2 separate regions of the Homo sapiens genome follow, and region 1 is linked to region 2. A link is a contact called in ENCODE Hi-C or POLR2A ChIA-PET data. All regions are on one chromosome and are shown on one strand. The core of a region is the stretch at or near the end of the contact, and the rest is flanking DNA. Distances in the headings are between cores, read along the strand shown.

Region 1 (6,840 bases), core at 2,028-4,527, 1.1 Mb before region 2:
CGCCACAAGCTTCCGGACTTCTCGACACCAGTTGAGTTTCTTCTGGCTTTCCAGGGTGGCCTGGATGTTTCTGTCGATGAGGGCTTTGTGGATGATCTCCCGAAACTGAGGACAAAACTGGCAAGTTCTGAACATTTCCAGTGTGTATCGGTGCATGGTTTTAAAATGATGAATGATCCCATTAGTAGGTTTAAAAATGTCTTCTGGAGTTCTCTCCCGTATCTTCACAGCTTTCCGCATATTGCTCAAATACAAAGCCTGAGGAAGGACTTGTTCAGCCATTGTGCTCTCCAACACCTGAAAAGGAAAGGAAAAAAAAAAAGCCATTCTATTAGCCTGACTTTAATACGACTCCTCTATAGCTGCCTGCAGGAAACCCCAGTGTTTGATCTTGTCATTACCCTGATCTGTAGGCAAAAGATCTTAGCACCTCTACTCCCGGGATACTAGCTGGCCCCAGAGATTAACTCACACTGGACTGTTTTAAGTTACATCACTTTAAAAGATTAGCCTAAACAAGAGAAGGAAGGCAGAGAGTGGGTACTGAGGAGGAGGGGAATAACCCGTGTTTTCAGTAATGTTTGTCAGGGAGCCAACCCTGTCTGTCAGCAACAGGTACTGCTCCTCAAAACCAACTTAAGCTCCCGTTTCATTCTGAGGCCACCCTGAACAGCACTGGATTTGGGGAGTACTGGATGCCAGTTAAGGGCTCAAAGTAGCCCTGACAAGTCTGTAGCTCCTCCCCTCAGACCACCACCAAGCACTCCTGCTCTTGGGCAAACTCTTGAGTTATCACTCCCTCCCTATGCTGGAAGGACAGTAAAATACTTTATGAAAAATCTTGCAATTTTATGCTGTCACTTAGGCTGCTGGTTGGTGTTTCCTCTTTAGCCCCAAAGAGAAGTATTTATAAAGTGTTTAATCATGAAGTTTATTCTGATGTTTATAAAGAGTTAAAACCGAATGTTTTCTAATCAATAAAAAAGTCCATTTCCAGCAAGATGCTTTGCAATTTTAAGAGCAGTCAGCATTCCTTCAGAACCTCCGCACCGGACTTCATATCAGAATAAGAAACAGACTAACAATAGGCTAGGCATGGTGGCTCATGCCTTTAATCCTGGCACTTTGGGAGGTCGAGGGAGGAGGATCACTTAAGCTCAGGAGTTTGAGACTAGCCTGGGCAACACGGTGAGACCTAGGTCTCTACGAAAACAAAAAATGAAAAACCGCAAAATAATAATAGAACAATAAATTCTATACTTCTAAGAACAGATATTGGAGCTCAATCATTTTAACTCAACTGCCAATGAAATTTTATCATCACCCTCCAGGTACCAACACAGAGGCAAGTCTGCCTGGCTTTTCACCCTGAAATCTTTAAGCATAATCAACTAGTAGAAGGAATGAAAATCTAGAAGTAGACAAGGAAAGAAGTTTCCACCAGGAGGCCACTCTGGCAAATGAAGGAGGAAAGGTGGCAAAGACCAGCATCTACAACCCATGCCAACAGCGCAGGATGATGCAAATTAACATGATGTAGGATCTCTCCAGTGTGGAACACTGTAAAAAGCCAGCTGTGATTTACTAGCCCTTAGTAGGGTGTCTGGCCACACTTCCTAATTTCCAAGAAGATGAAGAAGTTTTCAGAGCACAAAGACATTCCCTAGGAAATTTCACAGTGATTGTTAATTCCATTCCTGCAACATCTTATTTGCCAGGGCAACTTTCCAGTTAATAAAAATGTTAAACCTATGGAAGAGGGAGGAGAAGAAACCTAGATTTTAGGGTAGCTACTTCTGTGTGGGTCTAGACTCTCAACACCATTGATAAGGTGTTGAGATAATTCTTGTGGCCCACTCAAAGGAGAGAGGTTGGACTAGATGACCCATGGTTTCTCCTGAGGAGTTTTCTGGTGATAGTTTTAGATTGGGATTCTTAATCTGATTGCTGGGAAAGGCATAGTGGGAGTCATTCTCTGGATCAGATGGTGCTCTCTTTTGATGTCAGACGTCCTCTACAGGTGGAATTGGGCAAAATCATAGCAGGATAAAAATAACACATATACCTTTCCTTTGTGGCACAGCAAAAGTCTCTTTCACAATATCATCTATCCGTCCGTCCGTCCGTCCGTCCATCCATCCATCCATCCATCCATCCATCCATCCATCCATCTATCCATCCATCCACCCATCCACCCAACAAGCACTACCTGACCACCTACTGAAGGCCAATCACCATGCTTGATGATGGGACTAAAAGTCAAAGATGACCTTATTCCCTTCCCTGAAATTACACTACCACCTTAGTCTGCAGCTAAGGCAATGGAGTTACAGGTACTGCTCAGATCCCACAGCCATTCAGGGGCAAAGTTTTGCCTAGGAGCCAGGTCTTTCAATACCTGCCCCTTGCAATCCCACAACACCAAACCTGTGGCTACAGTGCCTGCCACAATCAGATGGAAAGAGATGGGCAGTAGGAAGATTTTAAACAAATGAGGTGTTATCTCTTTTTGCTTGCCTGACTCTTTTATTTTTCTCTTCTGAATCTAAAGATTTTTCACCAAAGATCTAAAATAGTGAGAGCTGTAAACCATAGGCAAGACATGCAAATGTCAATATCGGATACGCCAGTGTGATCTCATTGGTAGGGTTAGCCTTGCACAGCCTGTAAAACTGCCTCCTTAGAAATCAAAACCCACTGCCCAGATTTCCAGGTCTTGGACCACTCTACGCTTAAGATTAAAGAACAAATGTTTCAGATACGTTATAAGTGGCAAACAATGCAATATTACCCTTAACTTTTTTTTTTTTAACATTTGTTACCTCACTGTCTTATTTAAAGGTAGTTTCTCAACTTTTGTCACTAGGATTCCACAGAACTTCTCCGTTACTCAAACTCTTCTCCCCCTTGTTTTATTTTTCCACTCTGGGCAGACATTTTTGTCTGCATTGTGGAAATTGATGAATTATTTATCAACAAATACCTCATCCAAATTTGGGGATGTGCCTCTCCAAAAAATCAAAAATAGTACAAAGAATTGAAAAAAAAATCAAAGCAGCACCTTAAACAATGAGAATGAAGCATTCATTGGCTGCTCAATAATCTGGTACATTAAGGTTGCGGTCCAGAAGTCCCTTTAATTAACAATGGTTCTGCCAAAATGCTACCCTGAGACACTTGACCAGACTGGCTTTCCAAGGCAAGAAGATCTGAGGCGAGGAGAACCGAAAACAAAGCGGGCTCAAAAAGAGTTAAGCTCCTTCCTTACTTAATGCCACTGCTTTTCTGAGAGGCCAGGTGGCAGGATGTGGGACGACTCCAGCTGACAAAGACAGTCTAACCGTGGGGTAGGGGCTGGAGCAGGGGCCAGCGACCCACGTCTACATGCATACTTCTCTTACACTGCTGCTACTGGAAAAGCTGAACCCCGCGCCAGGACCCCAGCCCCCTGCAAGGACCCGTGAGCGTCTGGGAAGCTGTCTCTGGGACTGAAGCCCCCCACCTCCGCCGGGCTGGCGGCCACTGCGGTACCCTACGCCCCGTCGGGCTGGTCCTGCACAATTTGGGAAAAAGCCGCAGCGCTTCTGCAAGGTCTACGTGGCCATGAGCATGCAACGCTTGGCTCCAAAAAAGACACGAAAGGAGCAAAGCGCCAACGACCACCCGATCGGAGGGCCCGAGGGGCGCCTCTTCACCAGTCAGCTGCAGCTTAAGTTCCGTGCATTATCTGAAAGGAACAGCTGGCTGGAGGTATCCAGGGCTGTCACTCCAACCTCTGCAGCAGTGACCTCAACTCCCAGCACTTCAAAACCCAGACAGAAACGTCCAACAAACTCCCAGTCCAGGAGCGCTGCAAAACCAACGCCAGGTAGACGGTGCCAGCCCGGGGGTCGCTGCCCAACATGCACCCGCAGCCCTTGACTGCGGTGAGCCCGAGGCAGACGGCACGGGGAGGCGCGGCGGTTACCTCTCCGGGAGGCGCGGCGGTTACCTCTCCGGGAGGCGCGGCGGTTACCTCTCCGGGCCCCGCGATCCTTTCGCAAAGTCCCAAGTCCTGGTCAAGGCAGGAGCGCGCCGCAGGCGGGGGTCGGGGCAGGGACCGGGCGGAGGCGACGCTCCATGGACGCCTGGGGTCGGGCTCGCTCGCTGGCAGGGTCGGCTGGGGGTGTGATCTCTCTTGGCGGCCGCTCTCACCGCTCCGCCCCCGCGGGCTCCAAGCTCGCTTGGCCCGCCACGAAGACTGCAGACTGCGCAGTCTGCTTTGCCCCGTTTCAGTTGTATGCGGGTTGTAGGCCCGGGGATTTCCACGGGACTTTCCAAAGTCACGTGACTCTCTGGGTCGGGCTGCGAAGTGCGTCCAGCCGGCCGCCAGAGGGCGCAGGGGGCGAGGGGCGCGCGCGGCCTCCGCCCGACCGGGCCTGCGGGCCCCGCCCCGCCCCCTTTCCCTGCCCCGCCCCGCTGCCCCGCCCCGCCCGGTCCCTGCAGGCGCCCGGAGAAACTCCCTCGCCCCGCCCCGGGGTGTCCCCGCGTGAGTCACCTGGGCATTTCGGAAGCTGGGGTCACGTCACATCCATGTGGAAATCGCGGTGATGGGAACTGGAAATGAAATAGGTTCTTTTTCGCAGTTGTTTTTCTGCAGAAAATCATCAACTGTGGAGAAGAAGAAGGGAAATAAGAAAGAAAGAAAACCCTAAAAACCACCCTGGCGCCCGGGCCCGCAGGCCTCGGGCCGGCTCTGAAAAGTTTGGGCTGTGCACGTGATGAGCGCGTAGGCGGGAGCCCCAGACAGGACCCGGGCGGGCATTTCGAGAAAAAGCAGCGGTGACAGCCTTTGGTCCCCATCTCCATTGTTCCTGCCAGCTCTGGACCCCAGGCTGCATGAGACGTAGGTCCCAGGGGACACCCGACCCCGTGGCCCCAGTCTTAGGTAAACTTAGGAATCAGAACAACACTCACCCCTATGCCGCGCTTGCTCCATTTCCCCTTGTCTATTTCTGCTCACCAAGCATCCAGCTGACATTGCATTCAAAGCAGCATTTCAGCTTAGAAATCGCTTCTAGTCCATCACGGTGCTTGCCATGTGTCTCCAAGGCTTTATTAGGTGTGTTTTTAGTTGTCCTGATAATCAGTTCACCCCAGGGTGCTGATGGCTGATAATACTGGCGCTTCCCTCCCTACCCCCATGCGTTGCACAGGGAGGGTGAGTCATGTGGAGATGGATGCAGCCCCCTGGGCAGTGGGGGTGCAGGTGCTGTGCAGGGAGGAGTCTTAGGGCGTTTTTACTGTCTTACTGCCCTCTAAGCACGGGACCCTTTGGATCATTTACTAGATTGGCTAAACTAGAACCGGATGGAAATATTCTGTACTATGGTCCCCTTAATTACATTTAAGAATACTTGTCAGGCCATATATCACAGGTTTTTAATTAGAAAAGTATCCTCCTCTCGCCAGTAAGGACTTGCAGAGATGGGGGTGGGGGCTGGATGGAGGGTGGCACTTTTTTGGCAAAAAGAAGTTTGGAGCAGAGTGTCACTAGTGGCCTCTCTGAAGACTGGTCCTCGTCTTTTAAAACCGATGGCTGGAATTTCTTCCAGTTCCAAACCTCTTGTTATTTGTCCTCTCTTCTTGTTCACAAATGTGCTATCAACATTCAAACAATGGATAGTCAGCTATCCATTGTAAATGGACCTTGCTGGAGTCCAGGGCTAGCAGAAATGACAGGGTCTAAAATGACATTTATCAAGTACTTGCTATATGCTTATATATGCTTTTTATATGAAGGTTAAGAAGCTTGAGGCATTTGCCCAGTTTCCACAACCAAAAGGGGCAGAGTCGCCAGTGGCATTAAGCCTGTGTTACTCCAAAGCCCATAATGACCAGTCTTACTAGACCATTCCTCTCAGGAAAGATCCTGTGAGACAGGTACTCTTTTGGTGTCCTGTCTCCCAGCCTCTCAAAACAGCCAAACACGGACCTTAGACAGAATGCGGCTTCAGAGGTAGAAGGGTCTTGGTTTCACCTTCAGGAAACCTCCTGGGTTTCAGTTGAGCTGGCAGAAGAAGATCATGTATCTGAAAGACCCTGCATGGAATGTTAATCCTCACACCACTCTCCTGCTGGTGCTCCTTTGTAAACAGAGTTGGCCTGTTTCCTCTCATCTCTGGCTCCATGACTTCAATCCTCCTGCAGCTTCCACTGCCCCTATCTGGCTCATGTCTTGCTGTCTGGTGTCATGAACTGGGAGTGCAGTAAAGAGGAGTGACAAGCCTGAGGGGCCACGTTCATACCTGCCACTGCCAACTGTCCTGATGTAACTGCTTTGTCATCTTGCCTGCCAGGATTTGTGACAAGGTAATAGCAGTCAGATGCAGGAGTGGTCTATAGCCCTGGATTATGTTCGAACTCCACTTTCCATGATTCTACTGCTGGGCTTGTGAATTGCCACTCCCACCACCAGGCGGTCTTTACTGTCCTTTCCACCTTCTAAATCAGCGCTGTGTTGGGCTGTACCCTTGCCTTTTCCCCTTCTATTATGTAACACATGGACAAGACCAATGACAATTTTCTTGGTGAATCAGAAGGAAAGAAAAGAAGAGAAGGAGAGAGTATAGATGGAATGCCTTCTTATGAAAAAAAGGAGAAATACAATTTGGGGAGATTTGTTGAATAAGTTGAAACCAAAGAGATATAGAATGCTGAAAAGCCTTGAAGGAGATTTAATTTGAGCTATAGGCCTTGTCAAGATGGACAGAACTCTTTAAAGAAGAGAATATTTATTAACATTTAGTAGACACTTAGGAGAAAAAATATGTCTCCTTATTAGATGAAAAAGGAATTCTG
Region 2 (6,716 bases), core at 3,501-6,000:
GTAACATTTCTGATTGTTTTTGAGTCACATACATACAGTTGATGTGCGTTAGTTCTTCCATGACATCTCCTAGATTTTTAGGAAATTGGTCTTGGGAAACTAGCTTTGGTTGATCCAGGGAAAATTCGGGTTTCAAATATGGACAGTAGGATTTTAATTTTTCAGGCTGCAGTGAGCTGCAATTGCACCACTGCACTTTAGCCTGGGCAAACGGAGACCCTGTCTCAAAAAATTAAACAACAAAACACCTCCTGGTCAGTTTCCCAGATACAGTGACCCAGTGTTTACTGTATACATAGAATTTGAATAAGAAAAAGATTTGTAGATACTCTAGAGGAGCCTGGAGTCTGGTTTTAAAAACTGATATATCTCTTAGCGTGTGTATATTATTGCAAAGCAGGGTTGGGGCACAAGTTGCTTGGCTTGACCTAGTGAAAGAGAACAAGGTTGTAGCTTGCACATGAGTTATGACAAGAATAGTTGGCTTGACTTTTCTTGCTGAGCAACTCAGTGCTACCAATATTTTATGTGTTTGAAGTACACTTGGCAGTTGGTAAATCTGAAATAAAATTGGAAAAGAAATACTATCCTAGACTGTTAAGAGAGTTCCAGACTCTTCTTTCCCTTATAAAACCAGTAGTATAGAAAACTCATTTAGCCATTAAATATGACATATGAGTGGGTTACCCAAGGACCGATCCTGCCGTGATGATTAGAATGTCATTTTGCAGATCTGCGTTGTCTGTATTTCCAAAGTCTAAAAGTAAGGGCTGTCAGCATTAAGAAATCTTTGCAGTCACTTACAATTTTGACTTGATTACCATTTAACTTACAGGACCATTGTGTTAGTCTTACCAATCCGTTCAGCATATATTCAAATAAAGGGCAACAGAGGGCAGGCAAAAGGGAGACAACTCCAAGCTAAAGAATTTGTCGGTGTTGGAGGTTTGAGCTTAAGTAACCTTCCAGGAGTATTACGGTTAAATTTATAACATCCTCACCTGTGGCTCATTTGGTGCCCATTTGTGAAATCTTTAAGAAGATTAAACCTTAATAGCAGCCAGGTGCAGTGGCTCATGCCTATAATCCCAGCACTTTGGGAGGCAGAAGCTGGTGGATCGCTTGAGCACAAGAGTTCAAGACTAGAATGGGCAACGTGGTGAGACCTCTTCTTTACAAAAAATATAAAAATTTGCTGGTTGTGGTGGTACACACCTGTAGTCCCAGCTACTCAGGAGGCTGAGGTGGGAGGATCACTTTGAGCCAGAGAGGCAGAGGCTGCAGTGAGCCATAATTGCGCCACTGCACTCCAGCCTGGGTGACAGCAATGTCCTGTCTCAAAAATAAATAAATAAATAAAAAATAAAAGACAACCCCAAAACCATAATAGCATACAAGTGACACTCTTCTACTTTAGACGAATCGTGTATACACTTGGAACTAAAATTAAGATATTGATGTATCTCCTTGGTTTACCTGAAGAGACATTTTCACTGCTGGGTGAAATATACATAAGTAATGAGAAAGTACAGCCTCACAATTTCCAAGCTTCATAGAACTCAGGACTCTCCACTTAGTGTAGGTTTTATTAACGAAATAGGTTTTTATCATGTTAAATAATGAACACTCTTCTTGATGGATAATCTCTTGATTATTCAGGATTGGATCTTCTTATCATTACCTGTTTGCAGGCAAGTTAACTTCTAATTTGAAGTAGCCCAAGAAGGGCCAGATCTCATCTTCAAGTGATCCCAGAAGGGAATGCATTGTACACACAAAAGCTGTTGCCACCGTGTTGTGACATCGCTTGAGAATTTTCAAGCAAAATTGCACTGTGGTATTTGTATATTGCCATGCCTTAGTTTTCCCAGGCCACAACTATTTAATAGGCTTGTATGTTCCTCTAAAAACATCATTAGACACATTGGACTAAGTTTGCAGGAGTGGATGTATGAAGCAATCATGATTTTTCTGTTTTCACACTGTATGTTCTTTGGGTTATTCTCCATGGTTTATTATCAGGGGAGTTAGGTGCATGTTACCCAAAGAGTTCTGTGCCAGAGGATATGCCACATTTAATATGAGGAGGTTTTCTGAGAGCATAGAAGAAGAAAAAGGCTATGACAGGAGAATTCGAGACTCTCATCTGCTTTCAGTTTTCAGTTACCTGGTCTACGTGCCGAAAGCCTAATTTGAGACCTGGACTAGGTTACAAGCTTCTAATGACTTAATATTTAGTCTATGAGAATTATTTTTTCAAGACTTGTCATTGTCCCATTTAGCCACAGCAAAAAGTATTACCCAACTTTTGAGCCATAATCTATACCTAATATGTGGTCACCAGGTAAATTTCTTCCTGAATCCAGCACATTGCCTAGTTGCTTATAAGCTTGACCTTAGCATTCTTTTTCTTTTAAGGTATGAATAATCTTGGAACTATTTATCCTTCTATTTTTATTCTCTAAGATCTGAATTTTTTTTTAATTCATATTTCTGTTAGCAGCCCTATCTATTCCCTCTTGAAATGACCTCTGAAGGCTGTTAAATAAATTTTGATTTGCTTTAAGGATTCAGTATTCAAATCATGCTTGATTCTTTGGGAGATATAAAGAAAGCTGTTGCTCCATAGGTCTTGCATCATACGTGATATGACTAAGAAGGAACAACTGAAAAAGTCAAGTCCAATTTACACAATAATGAAAAACCTTTTGTTAGAAACATCTGACAAACAAGGAGCAGTTTCTGGTTTTTTAAAGAATCATTAGAATATAGTTCCATGTCTCTTTTTCTGTCTTGTTAACCCTGCACCTCTAGTACCTAATGGAGTGCTTGGCACTTGATACAGATTGATTGATTGAATGAATATCACACTTTCCCCCCAGTGGTGTTTTAGTTATTGGTTTTGATGTCTGCTTTTTCTGCTTAAGTGTGAGTTAATGACAAAGATCACATTTTATGGTTCTTGACATGCCCCAGGTCTTCTGTATCAGTGTGTGACCTGTAGATGACACTTAATGATGTTTGTAGAATACAATTCAATGATGTCATCCCTTTCCTGGAGCGGCTCACAGTCTGGTAAGGGAGACCAGCCTATGAACGTATTATATATATTGTGCTAATTGTTTGTTGTTGTTGTTTTTTAAAAAATTTGAGACTGAGTCACTCTGTCACCCAGGCTGGAGTGCAGTGGTGCGATCACAGCTCACTGCAGCCGTAACCTCCTTGGGCTCAGGCGATCCTCCCACTTCAGCCTTCTGAGTAGCTGGGATCACAGGTGTGTGCCACCATGCTGGCTAATTTTTTAATTCTTTTTTTGTAGAGATGGGGTTTTGCCATGTTGCCTAGGCTGGTGCTAATTGTTATACTAGAGGTTTATGTAAGGTTCTTTGAGAGCACAAATCATGGAGGATTCTTCAGGAGGAGAAGGAAGTGTGGAGGAGGTTGGCTAAGACATTGGACAGGAGGTGACATTTGAACTGGGTTTTGAAGGATAATGATGAAAGCTAACATTTATTGAGCACTTAACATGTGCCAGGCATTTTATAATAAATCATGGAAAAAATGAGTCTCTCCATAAGGAAGGGGTAGGATAAAGAGAAGGCCTATGATAGAACTAAGGAAACACTGGCATTTAAAGATGGACGGCGGGGCATGGTGACTCATGCCTGTAATGTAATCCCAGCACTTTGGGAGGCTGAGGCAGGCAGATCACCTGATGTTTGAGACCAGGTGTTTGAGACCAGCCTGGCCAACGTGGAGAAACCCCATCTTTACTAAAAATAGAAAAATTAGCTGGGTGTGGTGGCACCCGCCTGTGGTCCCAGTTACTTGGGAGGCTTAGGCATGAGAATCACTTGAACCCAGGAGGCAGAGGCTGCAGTGAGCTGAGATCGTACCACTGCACTCCAGCCTGGGTGAAACAGCCAGACTCTGTCTCAGAAAACAACCAACGAACCAACCAACAACAACAACAACAAAAAATGGGCAAAGGAAGGCATCATCTAGTGAGAAAGGGAAGATGGTAAGATGGCACAACAGATGAGAGAAAGTTCAGAGAGGGAGAGAGAGAAGGGATTAGCTCTAAAAGCAATGCAAAGAGGGCTTGTCCGAAGGTCAGTGAAGTTGAATGTTTCAGAGAAATAACTGGACTTGGAGATCAGAAAACCCCTGATAACTTTGCCAGAGCAGTTTCAGGAAAGCAGGTGGTGGTAGATGTCAGGTACGGTGACTTGACTGATTTCTGGAGAACAACAGAAGGCATGTAACAGGGAGTGTTATTTAAAGAAATGTGTTCACGAGGAAAGCAGAGAGAAGGCAGTCTCTGGAAGCGGTGCAGGCTACTCCCAAGGTAAGGCACGTGGCCTGGCTGCTGGTATTCATGCCTCAGATGGGATGAGGTCAGTAGGCCTTTGTGGGCTCAGGTGTTATTTAACAGGGTTTCCATGGGAATGTGGAAGGCAAATTCCCAACCACTTTCTTATGAGAATAACTTCTGGAGCATGACCCTTTGTAAATGTACTTGTTTTCTTGCTAATTTTAATTGACTGAAAATAGAGTTGTTTTTCCTTCCGAGAATCTCTTAACTTAGAGAAATTTGAATTCACACTGATACAGCTTAAGTTGAGAATTCTTGACTGGCTTGAACCCAATTTACAGAGGTGTAGGACTTCTTCAGGAAGGGAAAGTGCCCATCTCTCAGGCCAGTTAAGTCTTCCATGCATCTGTCCCCAATGGCCAGATTTCACAGGCTTTTGAAAGCTCAAGAATAGGAACTGGAACCTGAAACGCCTTTCTTGTTTTCTCAACCACTTGAAACACTTAATTGCTCATAATGCTGGCTGCATAACAGTGAACATGATTCATTTTTAAAAATGAGATTTATTTTGCTCAGTTTGCCACCTTACTTTGTAAACTTACAGTGGAAACAGTTAACATTTTTTCAAAACTCGGCTTGATTTTTAGGTTTTCTTCATCTTAAGCTTCCTAACCCCTCCTCAGTGGAGGGCTGCTGTCAGTAGATTACTGAAGTAAACCCTGGATTAACCTGCATTGTCTCACTACTGTATGTGCATTCATTCATTTTCATTGTCTGTTCATTCATTTCAAAAAGAAGCCCCCCGCCACTGCCCCCAACCATCCTTTTCTGAATTATTTTACTGCACATCTTGGAATGAACTCCCTTCTGCCTTATCTGTATACAGAGAGGTGCACAGTATTGACTGCTGTTTCTGATGATATCTTCTACAGGGTCTTCTGTGCCATGCTTACCACAGTAGGGTAGGAAGGAACACATTTGCATAGAAACATTTCATATACTTAATATGCTAGAGAATTACTTTACTAGGGACTAAGGTCTCCCCCCCCCTCAAAATAATGGGAGACCACAGGCTGGGTGTGGTGGCTCACGCCTGTAATCCCAGGACTTTGGGAGGCCGAGGGGCGCAGATCACCTGAGGTTGGGAGTTCGAGACCAGCCTGGCCAACATGGTAAACCCCCCCCCCCCATTTCTACTAAAAAATACAAAAATTAATTGGGCGTGGTGGCACACGCCTGTAGTCCCAGCTAGTTGGGAGGCTGAGGCAGGAGAATCGCTTGAACCTGGGAAGCAGAGGTTGCAGTGAGCCACTGCACTCCAGCCTGAGTGATGGAGCAAGACTGTGTCTCAAAAAATAAAAAAAAAATAAAAAGGGAGACCATTATAAAGCCAAATATTTTGAAAACCTATTTTGAAAATCAGCTCTCAGGTTGGAAACATGGATTTTCAAAAAAGAACATATTTTAAAATATCGGGTTGTTGAGATAGAGCTGCTGCAGGGTAGGCGAGACCCAAAGTGGAGCTTAGCCCATGAGGGTTCTTGGCTTTGCCCAGGAAAGAATTCAAGGGCAAGCCAGAGGTAGAAGAAAACAGCTTTATTGAAGAGGCAGTGTTACAGCTCTGTGACTGCTTCTTCAGAGCACGCCTACCCAGTAGGCAGAGAGTAGTAGCTCAGGGCAGCTTTGCAGTCATATTTATACCTACTTTTAATTGCATGCAGATTAAGGGGTTGTTTTTGCAGAAATTTCTCAGGAAAGGGTAGTAACTTTTGGGTCACTAGGTCATTGCCATGGAAAGGGGTGGTAACTCCCTGGTATTGCTATGGCAACAGTAAATTGACATGGCACACTGGTGGGCATGTCATTTTGTTGTTGACAGCTGCTTCTGCTCTGGCTTTGTTTTAGCTAGTCCTCAATCTGGTCCGGTGTCCAAGCCCCACCTCTGGAGTCAAGTCCTGACTTCTACCTCAGTACAGAGTGCTTTTTGATGACAGCAATAATAATGATAATAATAATAATGAGATTAGTGTAGTAAGTTGTCTGTTTGCAGTAGGGGGAAATCAGCTAGGTTTCATTCCTTTGGTTCATGTGAAATGAAGAAAATGCCTTTTTGAGTATCGGATGACTCCCTAATTCATATTTGTAGCCCAGACCTCAGAGCTGTAGGTTAAGCATCTGCTCTACTCTCCATACCTGCTGGCTGGCCCACAGGAGCCTCAAACGTACTTTCATACAGAAATTGGTTTCCATGTCTAGTTCCTAACATCACATTAAATGACATCTAGTGTTTAAAACCAGAAATGTGCTTTAGATTCCTTTAATATAATAAGGAGTTGTATACATATTAAGAATATTATCCCTTTGTTTTTAAAAATTTATTATATTTTTCCTCAGTTTTATG

What was found. Hi-C counts contacts between places; a loop is a spot of excess contacts on that map. ChIA-PET counts read pairs that join two places held with the same protein, here RNA polymerase II (POLR2A). Pooled maps may share reads with other maps.
Region 1: POLR2A ChIA-PET joins it to region 2 with 14 read pairs in activated CD4-positive, alpha-beta T cell. The contact joins the promoter of WAKMAR2 here to the enhancer-like site in region 2. A Hi-C loop is called at or near these places in 2 of 50 pooled maps. POLR2A ChIA-PET finds 5 or more read pairs at or near these places in 2 of 52 experiments (activated CD4-positive, alpha-beta T cell and activated T-cell).

What each region holds. Positions count from the first base shown.
Region 1 is chr6:137,864,670-137,871,509 of GRCh38, reverse strand. WAKMAR2 (wound and keratinocyte migration associated lncRNA 2) reads left to right here and starts at 3,277. Exons shown (of 4, transcript NR_049793.1): 1 at 3,277-3,868; 2 at 4,626-4,927; 3 at 6,190-6,351. It overlaps TNFAIP3 (TNF alpha induced protein 3), which reads right to left and starts at 4,251. Exons shown (of 9, transcript NM_001270508.2): 1 at 3,968-4,251; 2 at 1-297. The coding sequence starts at 282. RefSeq lists enhancers at 387-506, 4,575-4,714 and silencers at 3,705-3,804, 3,945-4,114, 4,355-4,494.
Region 2 is chr6:136,770,887-136,777,602 of GRCh38, reverse strand. The region is part of intron 1 of MAP3K5 (mitogen-activated protein kinase kinase kinase 5); the gene reads left to right. Among named protein-coding and RNA genes, the nearest start is that of MAP3K5-AS2, 9.8 kb to the left of the region's middle. RefSeq lists a silencer at 4,258-4,552. Within about 2 kb of position 4,750, at least 13 of the 41 ENCODE cell types and tissues checked have a DNase peak (open chromatin) inside an H3K27ac peak, as active enhancers do.